2 separate regions of the Homo sapiens genome follow, and region 2 is linked to region 1. A link is an interaction called in ENCODE POLR2A ChIA-PET data of the cell type or tissue named here. Cell type or tissue: OCI-LY7. All regions are shown on one strand. Each heading gives the region's core, and the rest is flanking DNA. Links, peaks and the distances in the headings are about the cores only.

What was found. Peaks named below come from ENCODE experiments on the same cell type or tissue, not always from the same donor. Only the 100,000 strongest peaks of a DNase experiment are listed, where the experiment ranks them.
Region 2: POLR2A ChIA-PET joins it to region 1 with 5 read pairs; 2 of 35 experiments call an interaction of 5 or more read pairs at or near these places.

Annotation. Positions count from the first base shown.
Region 1 is chr2:105,751,402-105,758,930 of GRCh38, forward strand. All of the region lies in intron 1 of NCK2 (NCK adaptor protein 2), which reads left to right. Among named protein-coding and RNA genes, the nearest start is that of NCK2, 10 kb to the left of the region's middle. In OCI-LY7, for the core only: no CTCF peak of the experiment used is centred there; a DNase peak (open chromatin) is centred at 3,811; H3K4me3 peaks cover 475 bases.
Region 2 is chr2:106,013,172-106,020,700 of GRCh38, forward strand. No RefSeq gene overlaps it. Among named protein-coding and RNA genes, the nearest start is that of ECRG4, 49 kb to the right of the region's middle. In OCI-LY7, for the core only: no CTCF peak of the experiment used is centred there; no DNase peak of the experiment used is centred there.

The DNA of each region.
Region 1 (7,529 bases), core at 2,055-6,054:
CAGTCAGGTCTGGCCATGACCTGCACACGGTGGCTCTCCATCGTACTTGGGTCAGTGACTCAAGTCCCCAGCATGGCAGTCATGGGCTTGCACGACTGGGCTGCCTCTCTGTTTCTCCCAGCATCTAAATATCCCCTTCCCCATATACACACATGCTGAGCTACAAGTCATCTGTGGCCACCCACTGATGGTTTGCTAATTGTGATAACAAAACTAAGTTTATAATCAGTTTGTTTTTAAAGACTCTCTCCACTGGGACTGGTTCAGGGTTCTCCTGTGCAGTAATGGCAGGGCTACCCCACTACAGCTTTGCATGGAACTGAGCATGGGCCCAGCTCTCTGTCATGGGAGGAGAAGAGACTAACTGCAGAAAATGGTGCGTATGTGTGTTTTAATATGGACTGTCTCCCTGCAAATGCCATTTGAACTGATGGATTGTCAAGAGCAGTGCTGACCCCTTGAAATACAATGTGAACCACAAATGCAAGCCCCAGATGTAATCATAATGTTCTGGTAGCCACATTAAAAATGTAAAACCAAACAAGTATTATTAATTTTCATCCTATATTTTGCCCAATATATATATAAACTCTATGTGTAATCAACATAAAATGTAATTAATAAGATAACTCATATTCTTTTATTTGCGTGAGGGCTTTGAAATTCAGCATATAGTATATACGTTTACTGCACCTCTTGGCTGCCTCTCGCTGCATTTTGATTGGCCTTGGCCACACGCGACTAGTGGCAGCCTTGTTGCGGAGTGTGAGTCTATACACTTTTCATGATTTAAGCCTCATTTGCTGTCTGTTTTCCAAAGTTGAGATAGCTAAAGAGACAAAGTGGAAACAATGTAGAATAATTATAATGGTCATTATTATTATGCTTTACTGGGAAAGGTGTAACCTTTTTAAATATGAGGAGTAATGTCATCCTTCAGACACTCAGCACATGATGTTTTAGAGCACTAAAATCAGATTCAGTTAAAACTAATATCTATCATCAAAATACCTTGTTCATTTTACAAATATCTTAAAATGTGGTTTGAATTCTAGAAGTTACCAGTGTAAAATAACATTTTTGTATATCAGTATTCAACACATTTCCTTTTAAAAAATGTGTTCAGCACCATAGGAAAGGTAAAAAACAACATTGTATACAGTGATGGGGTACAGGTGTTATTTTGTTACATAAATTGCCTAAGGGTGAATTCAGGACCTTTATTGTATCCATCACTCAAATAACATACATTGTACCCATTGAGTAATCTCTCATCATCCACCCCTTCCTACCCCATCACCCTTCAAGTCTCTGGTTCCGTCTGGATAATGGCCTCCAGTTCCATCTGTGTTGCTGCAAAAGATATGATTTCATTGTTTTTTTATGGCTGAATAGTCTATTTTCTTTATCCAGTCATCTGTAGTATTCATATTTCTGATAACATGTTAAGTACAAGCTAAAATCATGTATTTTTAAAGTGAACATTAGCTTCTCTCCCACACGGACACAGACACACACACACACATTGTAATCACTGTTCTAAGCACTTTCCATGTAATAACTCATTGAGTCCTCACCAACAGAACGTGTGGTACTTTCTGTTTGTATCTTCATCGCTAAGGAAAGGGAGGCACTGAGGCTGCCATGTCTTAGGTTCCACAGCTAGACTCTGACCAAGCTAGCCACCATCCCTTCATTAAGATGTATCTGAAAATACATAAAACAGAACTGTAAACTTTTATTATGGTGTAAGATTTGAGAAACATTGATGGAAAATCATTGATAGGGAGTGTAGCTTGCATACAGGTTCATTCTGGGAACGCCTTATCAGCCAAGTGGTTGGGGAAGGCCCTGGACTTTGGAAGGGCCTAATGAATAACTGGTACCTTGGAGGAGGGGAAGCCTTGGATGGTCATCACTGAGGACCATTGGCCTGGCTGCTCCTCTCCCCCAGCCCCCTTGCTATGTTCCGTAGGCTGGTGGTCCTCCACCTGCCCAAGTCTCCAATTCTGCAGGAAACACCAGCATTCCCTGGGGAGAACCGCTGCTGGAGGGAACTGCAGTGGCACTGGATGAGGGGGAGTATTTTCTGTTGTAGTCACAGTGTATTAGCTCAAGTGGTCATGCAGGTGCCATTGTAAATGCCTGTGTGATGTGCCTCTTCATCAGTAGCTGTGTGGTGGGTCCCCACCCTTGTCTCCTCCACACTGGGGGCTGAGAAAACAGGAGTGTGTGTCTTCTCACTCTTCCAAGTGGCCCCCGGACTTTTGTGCTGTTGGAATAGCTTGCACAAGGCCATTTTTGCTGCTTCTGTTTTTCCTTAATGAGTTGCTGTTGTTGAAGTGAAGGTAGGCAGGTAGGTTCTTGCTGAAAACCTTGTAGCAGGACATACCAAATCCTTTTCCTTTGTGCTTTTATGACATCTGGGAAGGTCTTGAAGAATTCCAAGGTGGCTTTGAAATCTGCTTCTGAGGTTGTGAGAGAGGCCAGGTCAAGTCCAAATGTAGATTCTTGGGAGACTGCTGCTACAGGTCCTGATGGGAACTCTGACACTGGCTGCTCTTCCAAGTGAGTTGTCTGTGCCAGCTTCTCGAACCTACCCTTTTGTGTTAGGAGGGCCACTGGGGCCATCAGAGTGTTGAGCAGCCCTCCCTGGAGCAGATGGGACTGAGATAGGACGGTGAGTCTGGCGTCTCTGTTGGGAGAAGCTCCTGCATGTTCCAAGTTTCAGAGGGGCTGCAATTTGGGCAGTTTCTTTCAACTCACAGGTTTAGATTTGCAGTCACACTACCTCTCATGTGGCCACTTCTACACGTAGCAGGTTCCAGGATATGTGGTGGCAAAGAATTGTTTACTTCAACATGCTTAATTTCCCAGCAATGGTGGGGGCAGCCAGGAAGTGAGAAGTGAAAAGTAAGTTAGAAAGTGGTGAGATCACAGGGAGATGCCTAGAAAGACGCCCATGCCCATCTTAGAGGACAAAGTCCATCAATGTCTCCTTCGATTTTCCTTAACGGTTATGTCTCCCATTTAATATCTTAAGAATTTTGGTTGCGTGTTTAAGGATGTCTGCAAGTCAACAAATATTTTAATTATGTCACTTATGAGCCTGGCTACAGGAGAGGAGAGCAGTTGCTGTCTCTTTCATGCTTTCCCTCTCATCAGCTGTCTTCATTTTAAGGACAATCACTTTAAAAGCTTGTATTCCTGTTTGTGTGTGTCTGTGGGAGGTTGGGGGGAGCTGCTGCATTGGTAAGAAAGCAGCTCCCCCAACAACTTTTTTTTTTTTTTTTTAAACTGCTCTGCATGATGGAAGCCAGCTTGGAGACATTGACATAAAAAGCACAAGCTACTTGAATATTTTTAAGAGACCAAGAAATAACAAGGGATTCAGGGAGTTATTTTGAGACAGTTTTTGGGAAATTTAATATAGGTGAAGAGTGAATTTTCATCAAACGATTAAAAAAAAGTGAAACAACCTTGGTTGCAGAATCTAGCAAGATGGTTATAGAAACAGATTTTTTTTTTCCAGCCATTTCCATTCTTTCTTTCCATTCTTCTGGTTCTCCCCTCACTTTTTTGTGTGTGACTCCCCTCACCCCGTCTCTCCCGCCCTGAACACCATTTATCTTAATAGTGTGTGTGTTTCCCATCTGTCTTTGTTACTGCCCTCATATGACTTTTCTTTTATGTGCTTCTGTTATTGTCTTCTTAGGAGCTTCCTAGCTTGGATTTAGAAGGTTCTCTTCCCTTAAATTAAGCCATCTGTCTTGCTTCAGTTCCCTTTTCGTAGTTTCCTTACTAGGTCTATTTTACATGGTTCGGTAGACAAGACCCAGCGGTAACTGTGAAGAAATGGTGGCATTATCATCTTTTTTAAAAAAGGAGGAGGGTGTCAGACATCGTGCTGTTGTGATTTTCATTTTGAAGCTTTGCTGGGTAGAACTAAAGTTCAGTTGATTGATCACCTATAGATTAGGTGTCTAGTGTTGAATTTGTTGCTTCTTAACTTGATTGTGCCGAGCACCTCATCCCTCAGCCATCCCAGTGGGTGCAGCCGATTCCGTCTTCCATAAGAAGTAGGTTCTCCTTTCATGAGTGCCTCCGGTTGGTGAGGGTTCCATGTGTAAGGAAGAAAATATGTTTTCAACACATTGCACGTTCATGCGTGTGGCTTCTCATTCATTTTAGATCGTATTAGTTATTAGACCTAGATTGGGAAGTAGAAACAATTTACTTGTGCAGGTACACGAATACCTTTTTAAATGTTAGTATTTTGAGAGACTTCATTGAGACCCGAACCCATGCCTATAAATTCGTGGTTCTCAGCTGGGGCAGTTTTGCCTAATCAAAGACATCTGTTTTCTTAGCTCAGAAGCCTTACGTTGGTGATTGTCTACAGAAGAAAATTTGTCTTTGTTGTTACTAAGGTTCATAGGATTCTAGGTTCAGCCTGATAATTTTTGAGCTGGTCACATATGTTAGCTTTTGAATGTTTAATTTCCTTCTTTGTATAGTTCTAAAATAAACTCCTCAGGGGAGAGAGACTAAAAATATCACAAATTAGACCTTACGAAGGGAAAAGGAAAGGGGAAATTCTAATCTGGCTGTTAGTCGCTGACTTCCAGTGTCTGCAAAGCTGCCTGTTACCTGGCCTAGCATATGACGTTGCTGTCTGAATGTTCTTTTTTTCTTTAAAACAGGCCCTTACTTGATCAAGTAGGATCAGCCTAGAGATGAAGAGAGCTGTCAGTTAGAAGTTCCCTTGGTCTTCTCACTGTCTGCTTTGTTTAAATTATTTCCTGTTCCATTATTCTTCCTTTTGACTTTGTTGTTTCTTACCCCTCTCTTCCTGTGCTGTTTCTAGGATAAACACGAAATCATCACTTTGCATAATTTTGAGCTTTCCTTGGTGGAGATAGTTAAAAGTACAATCAATCTTTCCCTTTCTTCAGTCATCCTATCTCATATGGACTGAGAAAGACCTGTGAGAAATTAATAGTAATTCTTTGCACAGACTGGAAAGTTCTGAAGTTGCAACTTTGGAACGATGTGTGTTTCTCTTATTACTTGCACACCTTGTATCATTTGATTCTAACTTTGTCAGGTAGAGGGAGGCCAGTGTTGTTAATTATCCCTTTTTTAGATGAGGAAAGTGTGGGTCCCTCACCAGGGCACACTGACTGGCCCACTGGGGTCCTGTGGTGAGTGGCCATGGGGGAATGTCAGGCCCAAGCAGTGTGGTATGTGGGATGGCCCAGCTCCAGAGCAGCAGGTCCTGGACTTCATTCTGGCTTTGTATTGATGTTATTGAAGTCCCCTCGTCCCTCAAAACATTTGCCTTCACGCAGTGACTGCTTGGCTTTCCATTACAATGGGAGCTGGATTCAAACAGTATCATTCTGAACTTTTTATTTTTTGAGACGGAGTTTCGCTCTTGTCACCCAGGCTGGAGTGCAATGGCACGATCTTGGCTCATCACAACCTCCCCCCTCCTGGGTTCAAGTGATTCTCCTGCGTCAGCCTCCCGAGTAGCTGGGATTACAGGCATACACCACCATGCCCGGCTGATTTTGTATTTTTAGTAGAGATGGGGTTTCTTCATGTTGGTCAGGTTGGTCTTGAACTCCTGACCTCGGGTGATCTGCCTGCCTCGGCCTCCCAGAGTGCTGGGATTACAAGTGTGAGCCACCGCGCCTGGCCCCATTCTGAACTTTATTAATGGCTCATGTAAATCTGAACTTCAACAATCTTGATTCTTACGAGGAATAGAGATGAGTCTCCTTTTCCTTTGCTACTAATTTGGCTAAAATTGCATAGCGAAGTTTTAAACTCTCCTGACCTCTGTTTTGTCTTCTGTGAAACTAGGGGTTGCCTGTAATGTACTTTCACAACCTTTTATAGCCCCAACTTTCGCTGTGTTAAAATTGAGATGGGACAGGTCCTTGATTATTAGGGATTTTTTTTTCTTCAAAGTGGCATGGGATGAACTGATCTATGTGTAAATTGATGTTGCTGTTGCTTTTCTCTGAGTGTAGTTAGGAGGGCTGGAAGTATATGGGTGCAGAGATGTAGAAAGGCTACGTTGTTCATCCTGCCACCGACAGGTCAGACTGTTCTCCTGGCTATGTTTTCACTCAGTTGTGTACCTGCAGTTCATACCTACATAGGACCAGCCATGGGCCAGGCACTGTGCTGGGTGCCGTGGGAAAACCACAGCAAACCAGACAAACACCAGCCTTTGGGGAGCCTGTAAACCAGTGTGGAGATCTTACAAGCTCACAGTCCACTGTAATCTTAATTAACAAGTATGGAAAATAACTTTCGCCATCTCTGGGTGGGGGAAGCACATATGGGAAGTCCCCCTCTAACCTCTAACCCAACCCCCAAGGCCAGGCAGAATTCATTTGAAGCATTCTGGAGGATAATATTTTCTTCAAGATCCTCAGAAGCTCTTCAGTGCACAGGCAACTCCCAGATACTGGAATTGTCACCTGAGCTGAGACATTCCACATGCCAGTTGTAAGCCAGGTCTCCACCACAGCTGGGGTGAAGCACCTCTATTCTCTCATGCCAGGGTGGGTGTTATTATTCCAGGGCCTGGATGAAGCTCAGTTAGTTTGCTTAGGATGAACACATGATTTGTGGGTCAATTTTCAGGTAATGTGAACTCTACTTACATGTTGTTTATTGCTTGAGAGCTTTATCTCTTAAAAATGAGTTAAACTACTTGGCGCTTTGAGTGGAATGCAGGTCTCAGGTAGCACACTAATACTTCCTTATTTTTTTTTAATTGATAATGGCATAAAGCCATTATGCCATCACATTTGATATAGAGATGTAAGTAATTGAATCACATTACTTCTCTTGGATTAGTAATGAATATTGCACATCAATCCTGTGCACACATTTTACAGGTTTGTTTTATCCTATTGATGGTTTCATTTGAACTGTGTTTGGAAATTTAGTTTATTTCTTACTCCATTGTAGATGTTTGTTTTTGTTGTTTTTGTTTTTTTTTTTTTTTGAGACAGAGTCTCGCTCTGTCACCCATGCTGGAGTGCAGTCGCTTGATCTCGGCTCACTGCAACCTCTGTCCCCGGGTTCAAGCAGTTCTTCTGCCTCAGCCTCTCGAGTAGCTGGTACTACAGGTGCGTACCACCATGCCCGGCTAATTTTCGTATTTTTAGTAGAGACGGGGTTTCACCATATTGGCCAGGCTGGTCTTGAACTCCTGACCTTGTGATCCACCCGCCTCAGCCTCCCAAAGTGCTGGGATGACAGGTTTGAGCCACTGAGCCCGTCCCGTTTTTGTATTTTTTAAATGCAGTGTTTGAAATTCTTGACTTCTACACAGTAGTCAAGACTGATACTTCTACCCAGTACCCAAATTACTGTACTGCTCTGACAGTAAGTTGTTACAAAACTATTTTCCAAAGGTTGGAACTGATTTCAGGGTTTACATTTAAGCTTTGTTTAACATCTGAAACTGAATTAATGCTAGCATTCAAAACTAGTAAAATCATTAT
Region 2 (7,529 bases), core at 1,917-5,916, 260 kb after region 1:
ATAAAATAAGGCTGAGACCTACTGGGTTGCATTCCCAGGAGGTTAGGTGTTCTCAGTCACAGGATGAGACAGGAGGTTGGCACAAGATACAGATCACAAAGACCTTGCTGATAGAACAGCAAGCAGTAAAGAAGCTGGCCAAAAACCACCAAAACCAAGATGGCGATGAGAGTGACCTCTGGCTGTCCTCACTGCTCATTATACTTTAATTATAATTTATTAGCATATTAAAAGACACTCCCACCAGTGCCATGACAGTTTACAAATGTCATGGCATTGTCCAGAAATTACCCTATATGGTCTAAAAAGGGGAGGAACTCTCAGTTCTGGGAATTGCCCACTTCTTTCCCAGAAAACTCATGAATAATCCAACCCTTGTTTGGTATGTAATCAAGAAATAACTGTAAGTATACTCAGGTGAGCAGCCCATGCTGCTGCTCTGCCTATGGAGTAGCCATTCTTCTTCTTTTTTTTTTTTTTTTCTGAGACAGAGCATTGCTCTGTCACCCAGGCTGGAGTGCAGTGGTGTGATCTCGGCTCACTGCAGTCTCTGCCTCTCGAGTTGAAGTGATTCTCCTGCCTCAGCCTCCTGAGTAGCTGGGATTACAGGCACCTGCACCACACCTGGCTAATTTTTGTATTTTTAGTAGAGATGGAGTTTTGCCATATTGGCCAGACTGGTCTCAAACTCCTGGCCTTATGTGATCCACCCACCTCAGGCTTCCAAAGTGCTGGGCATGGACCACTGTGCCTGGCCAGAGTAGCTTTTCTTTTATTCCTTTACTTTCTTAATAAACTTGCTGTCACTTTTTGGACTCGTCCTGAATTCTTTCAAGTGTGAGACCCAAGAACCCTCTCTTGGGGTCTAGATGTGGACCCCTTTCTGGCAACAAGAATACTTGAGATCTATTCTCTTAGCATATTTCTGGTATTCAATATATGATTGTTAACTATGGTCACCATGCTGTACATTAGGTCTCTAAAATCATTCATAACTGCAAGTTTGTACCCTGTGACCAATATCTCCCCATTTCCCCTCACCCCCTGGCTCCTGGTAACACCCTTCTACTCTCTGCTTCTGTGCTTTCAACTTTCATACATTCTACATATAAGTGAGATCATGCAGTGTTTTTCTTCCTGTGCCTGGCTTGTTTCACTTGGCATGAGGTCCTGCAGTTTCATCCATGTTGCAACAAATGGCAAGATCTCCTTAGTATTCCATTGTGTGTGTGTGTGTCTATATATATATATATATATATATATATGGTGCATATATATATATATGTGGTATGATTATATATCTAATCACAATTTCTTTACTCATACACCTGTCAATGGACTCTTAGGTTGTTTCCGTTCTTGACCATTGTGAATAACACTGCAATGAACATGGAAGCACGGATTAGCGAGGCCATTTTCAATCGCTAAAGAGACAATGTTTGATTCTGGCCAATCAGAGTGTTAAATGCACTGGGTCATTTGGCTAATGACTAGGCAATTGGGTCAAGGCAGAGGTATCCAACAGTGACCAACTATCAAGTAGGACAGACTTAGAGTAAACAGAGCCACTTAGGCCAGGAGTGACTGTGCTGTAACTTTGACCATTGCAGTCCCAGGAGTAAGCTCTGCTCACTCAGTCCTCATGAGCACAGGTCCCTGTCCTCCATGAGTGATCTCTTTTCCAATACATGATCACAATTTTAATTGTTTTAATTGTTAACCTTGAAAAGGCTTCTGTACTAGTCGACTTCCCTTTAGAGTATAAACGCCTTAAGAGTCTCCTCTGCAAAACTATCTACAGATTCTCAAAAGCTAGTGTAAAGAAGTAGAGAATCTTGCCTATAAGAAATTATCCTGTTGGCTCTTCCAGAGCTTTTTACCATCCAAAGCTGCTTGACACAGTTCAATTAGAGAAGAGGAAGTCTCAGTACCAACCACAGGACTATGAGACACAGAAGGAGGAGGAAAGAGAAGACCCACTAGGCCTGGTTTCTGAGAGAGCCAGTCATAGGACATTACAGTGAAAGACTTAGGGAGTGAGAAACCCTGGAGCAGCTTCAGGGGGCAGGAAAACTGCAGAAGAAAGGAAATTTATAAAATTGTTGTTGTGCAAAATAAGTTGGGTCATTTAAAATATTTTTTTTTGAGGAGGCAAGGGAAGGCTGAAGTTACTTTTAATATATGCCAGGCCCAAAGTGTTTCTTTAAATCTAATGCTCAGATGAGACTGGGCCATGTGGGACCTGTCAGGTCTCTGAGCCCAAGTTAAGCCATTGTATCCCCTAGGACATGCACATATACGTCCAGATGGCCTGAAGCAAATGAAGAATCACAAAACAAGTGAAAATGGCCTGTTCCTGCCTTAACTGATGACATTCCACCCCAAAAGAAGTGAAAATGGCTGGTCCCTGCCTTAACTGATGATATTACCTTGTGAAATTCCTTCTCCTGGCTCATCCTGGCTCAAAAGCTCCCCCACTGAGCACCTTGTAACCCCCAACCCTGCCCGCCAGGGAACAAACCCCTTTGACTGTAATTTTCCTCTACCTACCCAAATCTTATAAGATGGCCCCACCCCTATCTCCCTTTGCTGACTCTCTTTTCAGGCTCAGCCCACATGCACCCAGGTGAAATAAACAGCCTTGTTGCTCACACAAAGCCTGTTTGGTGGTCTTTTCACATGGATGCGTGTGACAGGACCTTGGTTTATATCTAGGCTTCTCGAGTAGAGAAACAAATGACAAATGGCTAAAATGGGTCACCACACACAAATCATGGTTTCATTATAGCATATTTCAAATGTTCTTATTTGCTCACAATTCTACTACTTCCACTAGACACTAATCTTTTCCAAACAAGGCCTTTTTTGTTACTAATGAATCCCTCTTCCTTTCCCCATTGATCACCTGTATTAATTAGGAGAGTTTAGCTGGCCGGAATAAGGACTCCCCAAAATGCAGTGTGTTAAACAAGTTAGAAGTATATTTCTCTTTCACATATTTGTGAGGAGGTAAGCAGTCCAGGGCTGGTTGCGTGGCCCTGCCATGCTCAAAATAGAGTTCTCTCTGGGTCCAAGATAGTTAACTCAGCTCTTACCATCCCATACATACCTGAACCAGCAGGAAGGAGAAAAGGTTGTGTCCTCACTTTAAGGGAATCCACTTCTAGCATACGCTCCCTCACTCTGACTAGCTTGTCTCTATTTCACACATAAGGGTTTCATCCCTAACTTCTGTGTTGTCATTGTATCATAACTTGCTTTAAAGTCCCTAATGTAATTTACTGTATCATTGTCTCTTTTGGTCCCTGTCAGTACTTAGCACCAAGCTCAGTACCCACAGGCACAAAAAAGGTACTTGCTGACTGAGATATTGGGCTAGTTGCAGAATGTCTGCACCAACATAGAGTGCTTGGAAGAAACTGGTTGAATTACAACTGATCCTGACTTAACAATGGTTCCACATTCCAATGGTGCAAGAGTGATATGGACTCAGTAGAAACCACACTTCATTTGGATTTTGAATTTTGATCTTGTCCTGGGCTAGTGATATGTGGCACAATACTCTTACATGAGATATTCAACACTTTACTGTAAAACAGGCTTTGTGTTAGCTGAGTTTGCCCAGCTGTAGGCTAACGTATGTGTTCTGAGCATGTTGAAGGTAGGCTAGGCTGAGCTGTGATGTTCAGTAGGATAGGTGTATGAAGTGCTTTTTCAACTTAATGATATTTTCCACTTACAATAGGCTTATTGGGAAGGATGTAGACCTATCATCATCAGGTGAGGAACATCTGTACACTCAGATATTTATGTTCTGTGTTTTTCCGTCTCCTCTGAGGTGGTGTCTTTTTGGCTCAGTTGAAGATGTGGACCTTTGGATTTAAGGCATGCATTCTAGGGTGTAATCGTTTTAGCTCTGGGAACTATATCTGGTGGTCAGACACTAAGAGACTAATCTAATTATGTTTCCAGATGTGAAGATATGTACCTGCCCATGTAATACTTGCCATAGGCATTAGCTACCTATTTTTCCAAATAGATAAACTCTAGGGCAGACCTTTCCAAATTTAGGTTTTGTATTCTGGAGCTACAGGGAAATTACTTTTATATTTGCTTTATTCTTTAAAAGCAGAAAAGAAATACCCCACTATGATTTTTCAGATCTCCGGCATAAGCCTGTTCTATATTTGGGGAGAGTTACTGTTGAGTATAAGATATCTCTTTTCCAATAATCCATTTGAGATGATAATGTTGTTTTTTTTTTTTTTGGAGACAGAGTTTCACTCTTGTTGCCCAGGATGGAGTGCAGTGGTGCGATCTCGGCTCACTACAACCTCCATCTCTCAGGTTCAAGCGATTCTTCTGCCTCCTGAGTTGCTGGGATTACAGGTGCACGTCACCACGCCCAGCTAATTTTTAATGTTCTTGAATTTAACCATAATTATTCAACAGAGGACCATTGGAAGTAAAATTTGTCCTGCAGACCAGGTTCAATATGCCAGCTGAGGCCACATGTTGGGAAGACACTGTGAGGTGACATCAGCATGGGCTTTGGAATCAAAAACAACTGGTTAGTAATTCTAGTTACACCTTCACCAGGAGAGGAACTTGGGAAAGCCACTTAACTCTTTGAGTCTCAGTTTCTCCCCTATAAAATTTTGACAGTAATATCTACCTTATTTTATGGATTAAATAAGATGAAGTGTGTGTAACCAGAACACAATCATAAAATGACTTTGAGCTTTCCAATCACTGCCCTGAGTTATGTGACATCAAACCTCTTTCTCCAGCTGGGTCATGCCTCCATTCATAACACCTTGGGCAGATTCTATAACTTGAGGGTCACTTCCTGTTACAAAAATTTAGTTAACTTCAAGGTAGCACCTCGATCTCATATCTGATTCAAAACTCTCCTCCCCTATCACAGGTCTGACCCATGTCTCCAGAACTCAGGGCAAGGAGTGGGGAGTGGGCTTTGTTCTTCCACTTTCTGTTCTGGGGAGAGGTGGAAGCAGCCATGAGGTCGCTCTGGTGTAACCTGGGGCTGTCTCTGCTCCCTATGAGTGAGTGTGTGTTTTCCTTGGGGGCCATCTTTAGTGTCATCTCAGCCCCTTCAGGGTCCCCATAGGACTTCCTTTGACACCTGACCACCTGCCCTGGCTCACCCACGAGCCTCTCTCCAGGCTGGGCATCTTGTTATTTAGCCACTACCTGTGGAGCCCACTTCCTGTGTCCCTGGAGTCACCACGTCCTTCCTCCCACCGTCTGGCTCTGGCGCTCCTCCTGTCTGTGTCTCACTCCCTTTGAAGTTAACTTATCTTCCATAACCTGGGAAAGGGGAGATCTTTTGACCTATGACTCAAAATCTAGAAGCAATATAGAAAAATATTTATATATTTGATAATATACAATTTTTAAAAGAGAAAATCTGTATGACAAGAAACACCTCAAGCAAAGAAAAAAGACAAATGGCAAACTGGCAGTAAATATCAGCAACTCACACCTGAAAGGATCAATAGCTCTAATAAAGAAAAAACTTCTGAAAATAGAGAAGACCAACAATCCTATAGAAAAGTGGGGGGCCAGAGAGGAGAAATGCAAATAAAAACTATCCTGAGTTACCAAGTCTTACTATCAGATTAATCAAATCACAAAGTTGAGTAGTACACAGTGAGGGTGGGCTTGGAGAAACAGGAGTTTGTGAAAGTGAAATGAGGTTTTGACAGTGGCTAATAAAATTCTCTATGCATTCCCCTTTTGTTTTTGCAATGTTCTTTCCAGGAACCTATTTAAATATTGACAAGACGCTGGACACAGTGGCTCACGCCTGTAATCCCAGCACTTTGGGAGACTGAGGTGGACGGATCATGAGGTCAGGAGATCGAGGCCATCCTGGCTAACATGGTGAAACCCTGTCTCTACTAAAAATACAAAAAATTAGCTGGGCATGGTGGCGGGCGCCTGTAGTCCCAGCTACTCAGGAGGCTGAGGCAGAAGAATGGCGTGAATCCGGGAGGCGGAGCTTGCAGTGAGCCGAGATCATGCCACTGCACTCCAGCCCGGGTGACAAAGCAAGACTCTGTCTCAAAAAAAAAAAAAAAAAAAAAATTGGCAAGACACCCCAAAAGACATATGCCAAGGAGTATTCACAGCAACATTATTTGTGATGGCCCCAAATGTCCACCAATCGGAGACTGGTGGAGTTCTGTGCAGCTTTCAAAACAAAGTAGGAAGATCTCTAGATCCTACTATGCTGGGTTCTCCAGGATATACTGTCAATTGAAAGAAGCAAGTAGAGAAAAGTAAATACAGGCCGGGTGCAGTGGCTCATGCCTGTAATCCCAGCATTTTGGGAGGCCGAGGCAGGTGGATCCCTTGAGGTCAGGCATTCAAGACCAGCCTGGCCAACATGGCAAAACCCTGTCTCTACTAAAAATACAAAAATTAGACAAGCGTAGTGACACATGCCTGTAATTCCAGCTACTCCAGAGGCTGAGGCAGGAAAATAGCTTAAGCCTGGGGGCAGAAGGTACAGTGAGCTGAGATTGCACCACTACACCCCTCTATCCTGGGCAAAAAAGAATGAATGAGACTCTATCTCAAAAAAAGAAAAAAGAAAATATAGAAAAGTAAATATAATACGCTGCCATTTGTCTAAGAAAGAGGGGATATGAATATATATATATATATAAATAAAACAGAAGGATTGATTATATAATGAATAGCATCCTTATCTTTAAAAGGAAGGAGAAGGTGGAGAGAGCAAGGGTGAAGCTAGATTTCTCTCAATCTACCTTCTACTTCCATGTGATAGAAGGTATGTGAATAAAAAAATTAAAGAAGTAAAAATTCTATAATCCTAGTTTTGTTTTTTTCTAAAAATATAAAGAAACTTATTTCCCACATCCTTTTAAAACCCAATGTTAATGGGTACCTAGTAATTCATTACAAAGATGTCCCATGTGTTACTTAACAAACCTAACTGTGTTTTGGAAGTATCTCAGCTTAACAGCAAAACATTCCGTGGGGAGTCAGAAATCCCAGGCTCTGAGCCAGCTTCCATTATGCAGAACCATAAGATATTACTGCTGTTGGATTCTTTTTGCCCTGCCGAAACAGCAATGCGTAAACTCCAACCTTGTGGCTATTACTCCTGGGACCCTGGGCCAGTGACTTCTGTCGCCTCTCCTGAAAACTCTAGAGGAGTCCTGCCAGGCTCAGGGATGGTTGTGAGGGTCAAAAGAAATGCTGGGCAGCAGGTTTTAGGTGACATATTGTTAGAATCGAGAGGAGGCGGGTCTGCCTGGTGCAATGAGAAGGTATGAGTGTGAATCCTTTGATAACTCCTTGCAGAACAATTCTGAAAATAAGGCATAGGTTCATTCCCAAACTGCACCAGGGCTGCAAGCACATTCTAAATTATACCAGTTATAAAGACAGAACTCTTGCAGTGCTAATGCAATTAAAGGGCATTTGCATGGAATGAGATTTTAGGTTTTTTGTTTTTTTGTTTTTTGTTTTTTTGCAGC